Regions from separate parts of the Homo sapiens genome. Here region 2 is linked to region 1. A link is a contact called in ENCODE Hi-C data. All regions are on one chromosome and are shown on one strand. The core of a region is the stretch at or near the end of the contact, and the rest is flanking DNA. Distances in the headings are between cores, read along the strand shown. Region 1 holds the start of LINC02729 (long intergenic non-protein coding RNA 2729). Region 2 holds the start of IGSF22-AS1 (IGSF22 antisense RNA 1).

What was found. A loop is a pair of places that touch in the nucleus more often than their neighbours do. Pooled maps may share reads with other maps.
Region 2: a pooled map of psoas muscle shows a loop between it and region 1 (9-fold over the local background). The contact joins the promoter of IGSF22-AS1 here to the promoter of LINC02729 in region 1. A Hi-C loop is called at or near these places in 2 of 50 pooled maps.

The regions. Positions count from the first base shown.
Region 1 is chr11:17,694,218-17,699,132 of GRCh38, reverse strand. LINC02729 (long intergenic non-protein coding RNA 2729) reads left to right here and starts at 2,194. Exons shown (of 2, transcript NR_132279.1): 1 at 2,194-2,314; 2 at 3,433-3,866.
Region 2 is chr11:18,704,151-18,709,065 of GRCh38, reverse strand. It overlaps IGSF22-AS1 (IGSF22 antisense RNA 1), which reads right to left and starts at 2,585. Exons shown (of 3, transcript NR_186353.1): 1 at 1,917-2,585; 2 at 1,673-1,788. IGSF22 (immunoglobulin superfamily member 22) reads left to right here. Exons shown (of 23, transcript NM_173588.4): 19 at 771-859; 20 at 1,070-1,262; 21 at 1,853-2,152; 22 at 2,920-3,249; 23 at 4,528-4,754. The coding sequence ends at 4,598. TMEM86A (transmembrane protein 86A) reads right to left here. Exons shown (of 3, transcript NM_153347.3): 3 at 4,281-4,915.

The sequences.
Region 1 (4,915 bases), core at 945-3,444:
CCGGCTCTGCCTCTGACCCTCTGGCCTCAGTGTCCTCATCCACCAAAAGGAAAACTTGTCATTTCAAACTGTGTTCTCTGGAGTCCTGGGCCATTCAGAAGTGCTATAGGGATTCCACAAATGTTGGATCAGAATTTTGGGCCAGAAGTATCCTTCAACCATCATACATACGTATCCCCTTATTTCACAGATTTGCATTAATCAAAATAGCCTCATTTTTTCTTCCACCGGTTGACCATTCATTCAACAATTCTTTCATGAGTGCCTACTATGTGCCAGGCTCTTTTGTAGCTGGTGAGTAGAGCATACTTTATAAGAAATAACAGTAATCCATGTGAACTTATAAATGAATTTATGGCAATAAAATGGCCCCTCTGTCTGCTTTATGTATCAGGGTTTCACCTAAGAATTTATCTGAAGACAGGATTCTGCTCCTAAATAAGTTTGGCTTGGGATGATCTCCCGGGTGCCTCCCTGTCCATCTGGCTCCATTCTCAAAGCACTAAGCTGCCAGTCCCATGGGGGAAGATCTAGAAGAGGTGAAGATCAGGCACTTTAGTCCCAGGGTACCCACTGGCATGGGGGTTTCTCCACGTGGTGGAGAGGCCGCCGTCTGAGTGAGGCTTTGTGTGTCCTCTGTACCAGGGCCCGAATGGTACATGGGCAAGAGGAGGACATTGGGTGCAGACTGTGCCTCAGGATCCCAAAATAGACATTCAGGAGAGCCCAACCTGGTTCTACCCCCACCCCATTATCCTACCAACAGCCCACCCCCAAATGGTGCTACTACTGATGCCAACTTCTGCTCTGTGCCAGGCACTTTACATACATCCCCTTAATCTTGCCAGATGGATATTTTTAGTCATATTTTATAGATGAGGAAGGGAAGGACCTACTACAGGCAAGCTGTGTGCTAAGTGCGGGGGATACAAGCAGAGAGTGGGCCCATTTTAATCTAGTGGGAGATACTAAGAGTCATATCTAACACATGCACTACTTACTATAGGACAGGAACTTTTCCTAAGTCAGTCTCCTCAACACCAGCATATTATTATCATGCCCATTTTATAGATGAGGAAACTGAGACAGAAATATTAGTGTCCTAAGGTCACAGAGCAAGTAAGAGCTGAGATTTGAACCCCAGCACTTGGGCTCCTGAGCCCATGTGTGTAACTACCCTGCTGTGCCCTCTAACAGTCAAGTTAATATTCCGCAAGCATTCTTTCATTCCTTCATTGGGAATTCCTTCACTGAGAGGACAGGACAGTCCTTGCTATCCCACAGCTCCCACGCTAATGTGGGAGGCAGAGGTATAACAGAGTCACCACCTAGGGTGAGGAGAGCAGCGCCTGAGGTCAGCACTGGAGGACAAGGGCATGGAAAGATGTGGGGTGTGAATCTTGGCTCTGCCACTGACCAGTCAGGTGACCTTGGACAAGGGATATAGCCTCTCTGAATTTCTATTGCCTCATCAGAAAGATGAGGATGGTAATATCTACGCTTCAGGATTGATTTAGGATTAAACAGACAATGCACATACAGTGTCAAATACTGTGCAAAGGAAGACAATAAGTGCTTAGTATATGGTAGCTGTATTTATTAACAAAACTAAAGAGTGGGTGGGGAAAAGGAGGATGAAGAGGATTCTGGAACTTGTTTCTCTATGAGTTCTGTTCTTGGCCAGAAGCTGGCCTTCTGTGCCCAGCCCCCTTTCCATCCCCAAGCCTGTCCAGGCACCTGCTATGGGTCCTGGCATCCCGAGGCAGGGCCAGGGAAGGGCCAGGGTGAGGCCAAGAGGGCGGGTGAGGACAGCCCAGCCCAGCTCCTCACTGCTGGGGAGCCTGGTGTGGGGGCAGGACTGCTCTTGGCAGCTATGTTCTCCCTGGATGGAGAGAAGGCCTGTGTGTCTATGGGGTGAGTAGAGGCAGAGGCAGCCAGACCCTCCTACCCCTTAGAAAGCAAGGTTCTAGCAGCATCTCTGTAGGGGTTCATGGTAGGGGCGAGGGCAATGGCTCTGCCTGCCCAGTGCCTCAGCTCAGTGCCCAGATCCCTGCCGCTTATCCCTCCAGACCTCGTCTGGGCCCTGCCTTTGTTCTCATGCAGCAACTGTCTCCAGGAGATGGAGATGACATCAGAATAGCCGGAGCAGGTGTGATCCAAGGTTCTGCAAGGAAAAGGAAGGATGGTGTGGAGTGTGTTGCTGCAGGGAAGGCTTCCCAGTGGAGGTGGCTCCTGAGCTCTAGGAAAAGGGAAGTGAGTGTCCTTCCAGGCAGAGGGAACAGCAGGTGCAAAGGCCTGGGGGCTCGTCTATAAGGTTAGATAAAACTTCTCAGTTCTAACACAAACTTTATTCAGATCCAATTATTTTGGTAGGAAAGGGGGCATGTTAAAGCATGTCTGGGGGCCCTGAGCTAGGCCTGGGATGAGGATGGGCTTAGGGAGCAGGCCTGAGTTTAAGGAGGGCAGGAATCCAGGTGCCAGAACTTAGGCACTGTCTCCATCTCAGCACCAGAGGTCTGAGGCCCTGCAGGATGGATGGCTGAGACATTGCTGCTGGGAAGGAGCTTGTGGGGGGTCTTGCGCCCCAGAGGTGTGTCTGCAGAAGGAACTTGAGCAGCAGGTCCCAAGGAAGGTGGAAGCTCTTCCCAAAACCCCTAAACACACTAAGAATATGGAGGTGTCCCATAGACAGTCTGGTTACAGAGATACTCCGAATATGGGCTAAGGTCCTGGACAGTGACACATGGTCCACATAGGGTGATAACAGGGATTGTCATATCAGAGAGACACCCCCAGACCCCCCGGACCACACCATCACACAGTGACAAGAGCTCACAGGGCACACAATCAAGTGTTCCCCCGCCCCCACTGCCCCTGGGGCAGCCTCACTCCTGGGACCCCCTGGAGCTGGGCGCAGCCGGTGGCCGTCAGCGCCAGCGGCAGGGCCCCCCGCGGCACACGTGCACTCGCCGCCCGCAGCCGCACCCCGCGCACACGCCGGCGGGGCTAACGAGCCCACAGGCCTCCAGGGCGGGATGAAGCCAGTTGTCGGGCGGGGCCGCGGCGGTCACACAGCATTAGCCCTGCGGCCGCCCCGCCAGGTGCGGCCACTGCCCCTAATCCCTCGCCCCGGCACCGCTAAGCCGGGCCTGAACGACGCCACAGCTGGGGGCGGCCGGCCACGCGCCTCCCCTCACCGCAGCCCCGGCCCGGCCCCGGCCCCGGCCCTGGCCCCTCTCTAAGGCCGCGCGCCCACTGCGGGTCCCCTCCCCACGCTCTAGCGCGGCTCCCACCTCCTCGCCCTGCCCAGCGCTCTCCAGTCCCTCCCCGCCCACTGACCCTGTGCTCGCACCCCCGTCTCTCCCCAGCACCCCCACGGCCGCGGCCCAGATCCTCCCCGCTTTGCCCACCGGCCTCCATCTCTGTCCTCAGGCCCGCTGGAGTCACAAGCCCCATCCCAGACTCTCCAACGCTGGACCTGCAGCGCCCAGCCCTGCCCTGGTGCTACCACCTGCCAGCTCTGTGCCTGCCCCTCCACTAGATCATGACTTCGGCTCCAGCTCCCTCACTCTCCATGCCTCTCACTTGCGGGTTGTGCCCTGCTCAGCTGGCCAGACTTTGGCCCCCTCCCTACCTGGATTTGTGAAGCCCCAAATTTCATCTCCCCCACCACACTTATTCACAGCCTCCGCCTGCTGACATACCCAGGCAAGACTCCCTTCCCCTCCAGGCAGCCAAACTTCAGTTCGAATCTTCTGGCTCTTACCAGACCCCTGATGAATCCCAGGATCTTCGCAGGTGGTCCCAGGGCCTCTTTGAACCACAGTTTTACTTATCTGAAAAATAAAAAGGCATGATTTAGATGACTTCTGAGGACTCTCTTGCCTTTCCTACCCCAAAACACTAGCAAGGTCATGTACTTCCATTCATCTGAATATTAAAGACAGATGAATATGGAAGAACAGCCACTGGCCATGTGTCCCCACCGGAACCCTTCCCATCCCTTAGCTCTCAGGGTCTGAGCTAGCCAAGGCAGCTTTTAGCCGCTGGCGTAGGGTGGGTAAGAGGGAACAGGGTGGAACCTGGTTGCTTAGGTCTGGGCCAGGACTTGGTGTCTCTGCCACCTTGGGAAGGATGTCTCCTAGAAGGGTGTGTCTCTGAGGCTGGCCTGCTGGGGGTCCTGGCCTCAGGCACTGCCAGTATTAGTGCTGATGGACAGCCCCAGCAGGTGGGAGCCGGCTAGTCCTCCCCAACAGCCCTGCCCACCTGTTACCCTCTTTGCTCGGGTGACCGGCTGCTTGACCCACTGACCAACTTCTTGCTGCTTCCCAACACCCTGGGCACGGTTCTCAGTGCCCCACTCCTCTCCCTTCAGCTTTTCCCAGCAACATCCTGGCTCAGAGCACACAGCACGCACATATCATGCATATGCACATTCACATTGCACACATAGTCACACGCTAATATAGGGCTGCATGCATGCGCACCCCGCATCTGAGCCTGCTTCATATTCATGCAGGCTGAGCCAAGTTGCTTCTCTCCAGGTGGAGAATATTGGCATTGCCATCTCTGTGGCAATAGGACCACATGGTTAAAGCAAAGGCATTAAGTCTGGATCACTGGATGCCTGTCCTGGCTCTGTGATATCCTAATGTGTAACCTTGTCAAGTTACTTAAACTTCCTGCACCTAATGTTCCTGATCTGTCAAATGGAGCTGATTATATCTCATAGGATTTTGAGACTCAAATGAGAAGATCCATGGAAAGTGCTTAGAACAGTTATCAGTACCGTGGAAATTCACAATACATGTTAACTGTTAGTAGTAGTATCCAGGAGGGACTGAGGGTCTCCTGGGAATACCTTGATAATGTTCCTTTAGTCATCTCTGGCCATAACTATTCAAATGGTTACAAA
Region 2 (4,915 bases), core at 1,336-3,835, 1.0 Mb before region 1:
ATGGGAGACAGAGTTATTACCCAAATCAATTCCCCGAAAATTCAAAGTCCAGGGAGCCTGCTTCTGACTGGGGCCTCAGGACTTGTGGGGTGGAGGGAGAGCAGGTCCAGGTGGAGCCATCAGTCGTCAGAAATGCAAAAACCTGAAAAGACATCTCAACCACCAATCTTAGGCTCTACAATAGTGATGTTATTTGCAGGAGCAGCTGGGGAGTTGCAAATCTTGTGATCTCTGGAATAATGGCTGGTAATCTTTTATGTCTACACCTTAGCAGAATTCAGGCTCCTCACATCCTCCTAACCTGGTGGCCTTTCATTAGCTTCGCAAAGGTGATTTAGTTTGGGGGAAGACTGTTATCATCTAAGCTATAAACTAAATGTCTCTCCCAACATTAGCTTGGTCTGAAACCAGGAATGATTAAGGGCAGTTTGGAGGGTAAAGGCAAGATGGGGGTTGGTTAGATCAGATCTCGTTCACTGTCATAATTTTCTCGCTGTTATAATTGTTGCAATGGCAATTTCAAAAGGAGGTGTTAGGGTTATAGAAACAAGACACAAGGACTTGCCTTCCAGGGTCTTGCGTACTAGTAGAAGGAGACAGATGAGAAAACAAATAAATGCTTCACAGGGTTGCAGGGCAGCTAGATGTCTGTATGGCCTGTAGTGGGGGCATAAAGGAGGAGAGGTTGGGAAGGCTTTGATGAGGAGGCTTAAAGCAGAGTCTTCTTGAAAGACAGATCCATGCCTCCACCTCTGTCTCCTCCATCTCAGCTGCACCCAAGTTTGACCTCAGTGCCCGGCTGAAGAGTCACATGGTGGTTCGCGCTGGGACAGCCCTCTGCATCCATGCAGCCTTCTCTGTGAGTTGTCCCTGACCCTGACCTCCATACACTGTCCACATAACCAAGATGGCTATTGTAGCCATCACAGTCTCTGACTCTGACTCTGACTCTGCCCCTCACCAGACCCCTAGTGCGACAGCCTGGCAGGAAACTCCTCGACAATGGAGGAAGGCCTGCCCCCAAATATCATCTGTGTGACCAGTTGTGCCATCTCCTGTCACTACTCAGGGCTCACCACCACCTGACGTGATCTGGCAGAAAGATGGCGTTCCCACCAAGGGCCGAGAGACAATTACCAAGAGCAAAAACCACTCCCAGTTCCTCATTAATAGCACCAAGCGCTCTGACTCAGGGGTGTACCGAATCTTGCTTCAGAATGAGTTTGGAGAAGCACGCTATGACATCCATGTGCGCGTGGCAGGTATGGAGAGAAGGCAGAGGCCTCCAAGACCCATCCCTGTACACTCTCCAAAGCACAGCTCCCCAGTGCCGCTTGAGTTCCTACCACAGGAAAGTCATGCCTTAGGGCCATGAAGATTTCTTTGACACCACAGAGCAAGACTTTATCATACAGAGTATGGTCGGCAGAGAGAGTAGAAATGGGTGGAGGGGCAGGAGGGACAAATGGAGATGAATCCATTAAAAATTGGGGTGACTGCTTAAAGAGAGCTGGAAGCTTTAAAATAAAGCTCTAAACCCCCAAGGAAGGAATGGATTCATTTTTACTGAACAGTAACTACATGCCAGTCTCTTTACCCACTATTTCTACGAAATAGTCATTGTCAGCTCTATTTTGCAATTGAGGAAAGAAGTCTCAGATAAGTAACTTACCCCAGGTCACGAGGCTAGTAAATGGCAGAGCAGACTTCAGAAATAGTTTTCCGACTCCAAGACACCAGCTGCCTGAGACTTGCCCCATCTTATCTTCCATCGGACTTGGCAGATGGCTGGGGTGGGGACATAATACTTCAGGTGCCCCAAGGTCGCTGACAGATCTTCCAACTCTTCCAGATTTCCCTCGGCCCCCCACAAACCTACGGTTGTTTGAGGAAGTCCCCAACACAGTGACTCTGACCTGGAACCACAGCCCAGATGTGCAGGAGGACGGTGAGGCTCACTACATCATCATGAAGCGGGATGCAAGCACAGCCACCTGGTACACGGCAGCCGAGCGTGTCTTCAGCAACAAGTACACAGTGACGGGGCTGCTCCCAGGCAGGAAGTACTACTTCAGAGTGGTGGCTCGGAATGAAATCGGTGACAGTGAGCCACTTGACTCCAGGGACACCTGGCTCATCAATAAGGACCAGAGTGAGTCTGGGACTTGCAGTTAGGGTTAAGTCTGGGTGCCCTGATGGTGGGGATGACATAAGGGTCCCAAAGGGTACCCAAGAGGCAAGATAAAATCTGAAAACCATTGAGATAGAACGGTTAATATCTGGGACGCTGCGGAGAGAAGGAAATATTGGCTTTCTTCGGGGTACTTAGGGGTGAGACTAAAGTGGAGGTGGGGAGGTACCTTTGGGGGCAGAGAGGACGGTGGAGGGGCTGCGGAGGGACATAGAGCGCAAACGCGTTCTGCTCTGAGGGGAGGGTCTAACGGGGCTGAGAACAGGGGAGGGCTCTAGGGAGCCGGGAGGATGTCTGGGATCCCTGGAGGCTAGGGGTTAAGGGTGGGGGCCGCGTCGGGAAACTCGAACTGAGGAGCTAAAGGGATAAGAGGGGAGACTGTGGTCGCTGATATGACGTAGGGGAAGCTTGGAGGCGGAGTTAAAGGCTGGGAATAACCGGGTCCAGGAAGCTGGCGCTGGAATGACATCTCGGCCCCAGGGGTGTGGGAAAGCGTGGTTTGGGTGGCAGAACCCTGGAGTGGCTGGGGACGGGGCTGGGGGGTCGGGGGAGGCCTGGGGGCGGGTGGGGAGCCCTTAAGAACCAGTGTAACATTGGGCCCCCAGAGTTGGTGGCGCTGGGAATGTGGCCTAGGTCCTCGGGGTTCCGTGTAAGCTGAACTGTAAGACGTGGGTGGTGGGTGGGGGCCTTGGGGCGCCCTCACGGCCTGCCCCGCCCCGCCCGCGCAGTCCAGGACCTGAGCGCCAAGCTCAAGCCCTACGAGAAGAAGGACTGGCGCCACGCGCCGCGCTTCGTGACGCCCCTCAAGCCACACACGGTGCTCCGCGGCCAGGACTGCACCATGACCTGCGCCTTCCTTGGGAACCCGCGGCCCACAGTGACCCTCTACAAGGGCGACGTCAACATCACGGCCAACTCCAAGTTCTGGTACAACTCCACCAGCGGCGTGTGCACCCTCGTCATCCCCACCTGCACGCTCAAGGACAGCGGCGATTACAGCGTGCTGGTGGAGAACGAGCTGGGCAAGGACCGCAGCAGCTGCACGCTCACCGTCTATGGTGAGGGCGCCGCGGGGTCCGGCCTCGAGGAGGGGGAGAGGCGCAAAAGGCTGGTCTTGTGGGCCATTGGTCAACTATTTGGCTGGCACCGTTTTTTAATCTGACTGCCAACAGGTGGTGCAAACATTCTTAATTGGCCACAGTTCTTACCACTCTCCCATCCTTTCGATGTCATTTGTTATATGCCTGGCCCCTGCAGACATGAGAGTTCTCAATCCCTAGATAAGATGTGGTTTGCAACTCTTGGTGAGCCTAGACCTGCCTTCAGAAAAAAGATACTGGTGATCAGGACTCAACCAGACTCACCAATCACGATCTCTCTGGCACGGTTCTGGAAATAACCTATATGTTTACAAAATTTTGCGGGTGATTCTGATGTGCAATAAAAATTAAAACTGGTCTAGGATAAGGACCGGTGGGGGGCACAAACAAGGGAAGGAGCGAAGGGAACCCTCCCTTTTGTACATGCATGCCATGTTTCTACTCATGTGTGCACACATAGGGGGAAGCATTTTATTCCTTCCCAGTCTACTGTCTTCATAGCCACACAGCTAGCAGCATGAACTCTAAATGCAAAGCTGGCCTGCCTTGCTTTCTGTTGCTTAAATTTCCCCCAGCTTTCCTCTCATGGTAAAATCCCAAACCAAGAAGGTTTCCCCCTCCCCCACCTCTCATCTCACCTTCTGCTACTCCTGAACCTTCCATGACACTCCATTGCTGTGGTCTCCATGGTTACAGACCTTTTTTATCCAGTTATAGATACCTTTCTTTGGGGAAAGGACCTTGTCCTGTTGCTCTGTCTCTCGAGTGCTTAGCTAAGTGTCTGGCACTGAGACAATATCTCCAGAGAGGCTGCTGAGCTGTGTAAAAGAACTAGGCCAGGGAAGGCACTGTGGGTGCTATCCAGCTTTCATTCCACAGCTAAAGAGATCCCTGATAACTCAAATCTGCTTGTAAGCACAGCAAATGGGCCCAGGGCCCTGGCTCTGCCACTGACCAGCCATGTGACCTTAGTAAGCTACCTCATTGAGCCTGTTTTCTCATCTTCTTTATAGGACTATGAGGCTTAAATGAGACAGTACACAACTGCCTGGCACAATGTCTGGCAAATATTAAGTGCTAGATAAATGGCAGCTCTTGCCCCTTCACACTCTGCCAACCCAAGATTAAGGGTCCCAGGGTCCAGCTCCTGGTTTCCTGCATAGGAAGTCCAGCAGTTTGGAATTTCCCTGGTCGCCAGCATCATTAATATAACGAATACTTCCTTTGCTCTTTCAGACAAAGATGATAAGTCAGTTGTAGCATCCATCACCGAGAGTCTGCAGAAGAAATCAAAGCACCTCATGTGAGCTCCAGCCAAGCCCAGGCATCAGGAGGCTGTTATGATGTGGAGTTTCTTGGCCTGTCCTCTGCATGGCCCAGTGTAGGAAGCCCAGTTTGCTCTCTGGTGTTTGTTAATGTAAACATTCAGTGAAGGGATGGGGCAATAAACGTAACTCATCCTTTCCCGTTCCTGAGGGTGATATACAGCAGGGACCAAGGGGATGGATGTGATTGCATGATAGGGAATCCCAGACCTGGACCCCTGAAAGCCTAGTCCAAACCCACCCACAAGGCAGTGACCAGCCTTCTTGTGACTGGGCCTGGTCTTCCCTTCCCCTCCTCC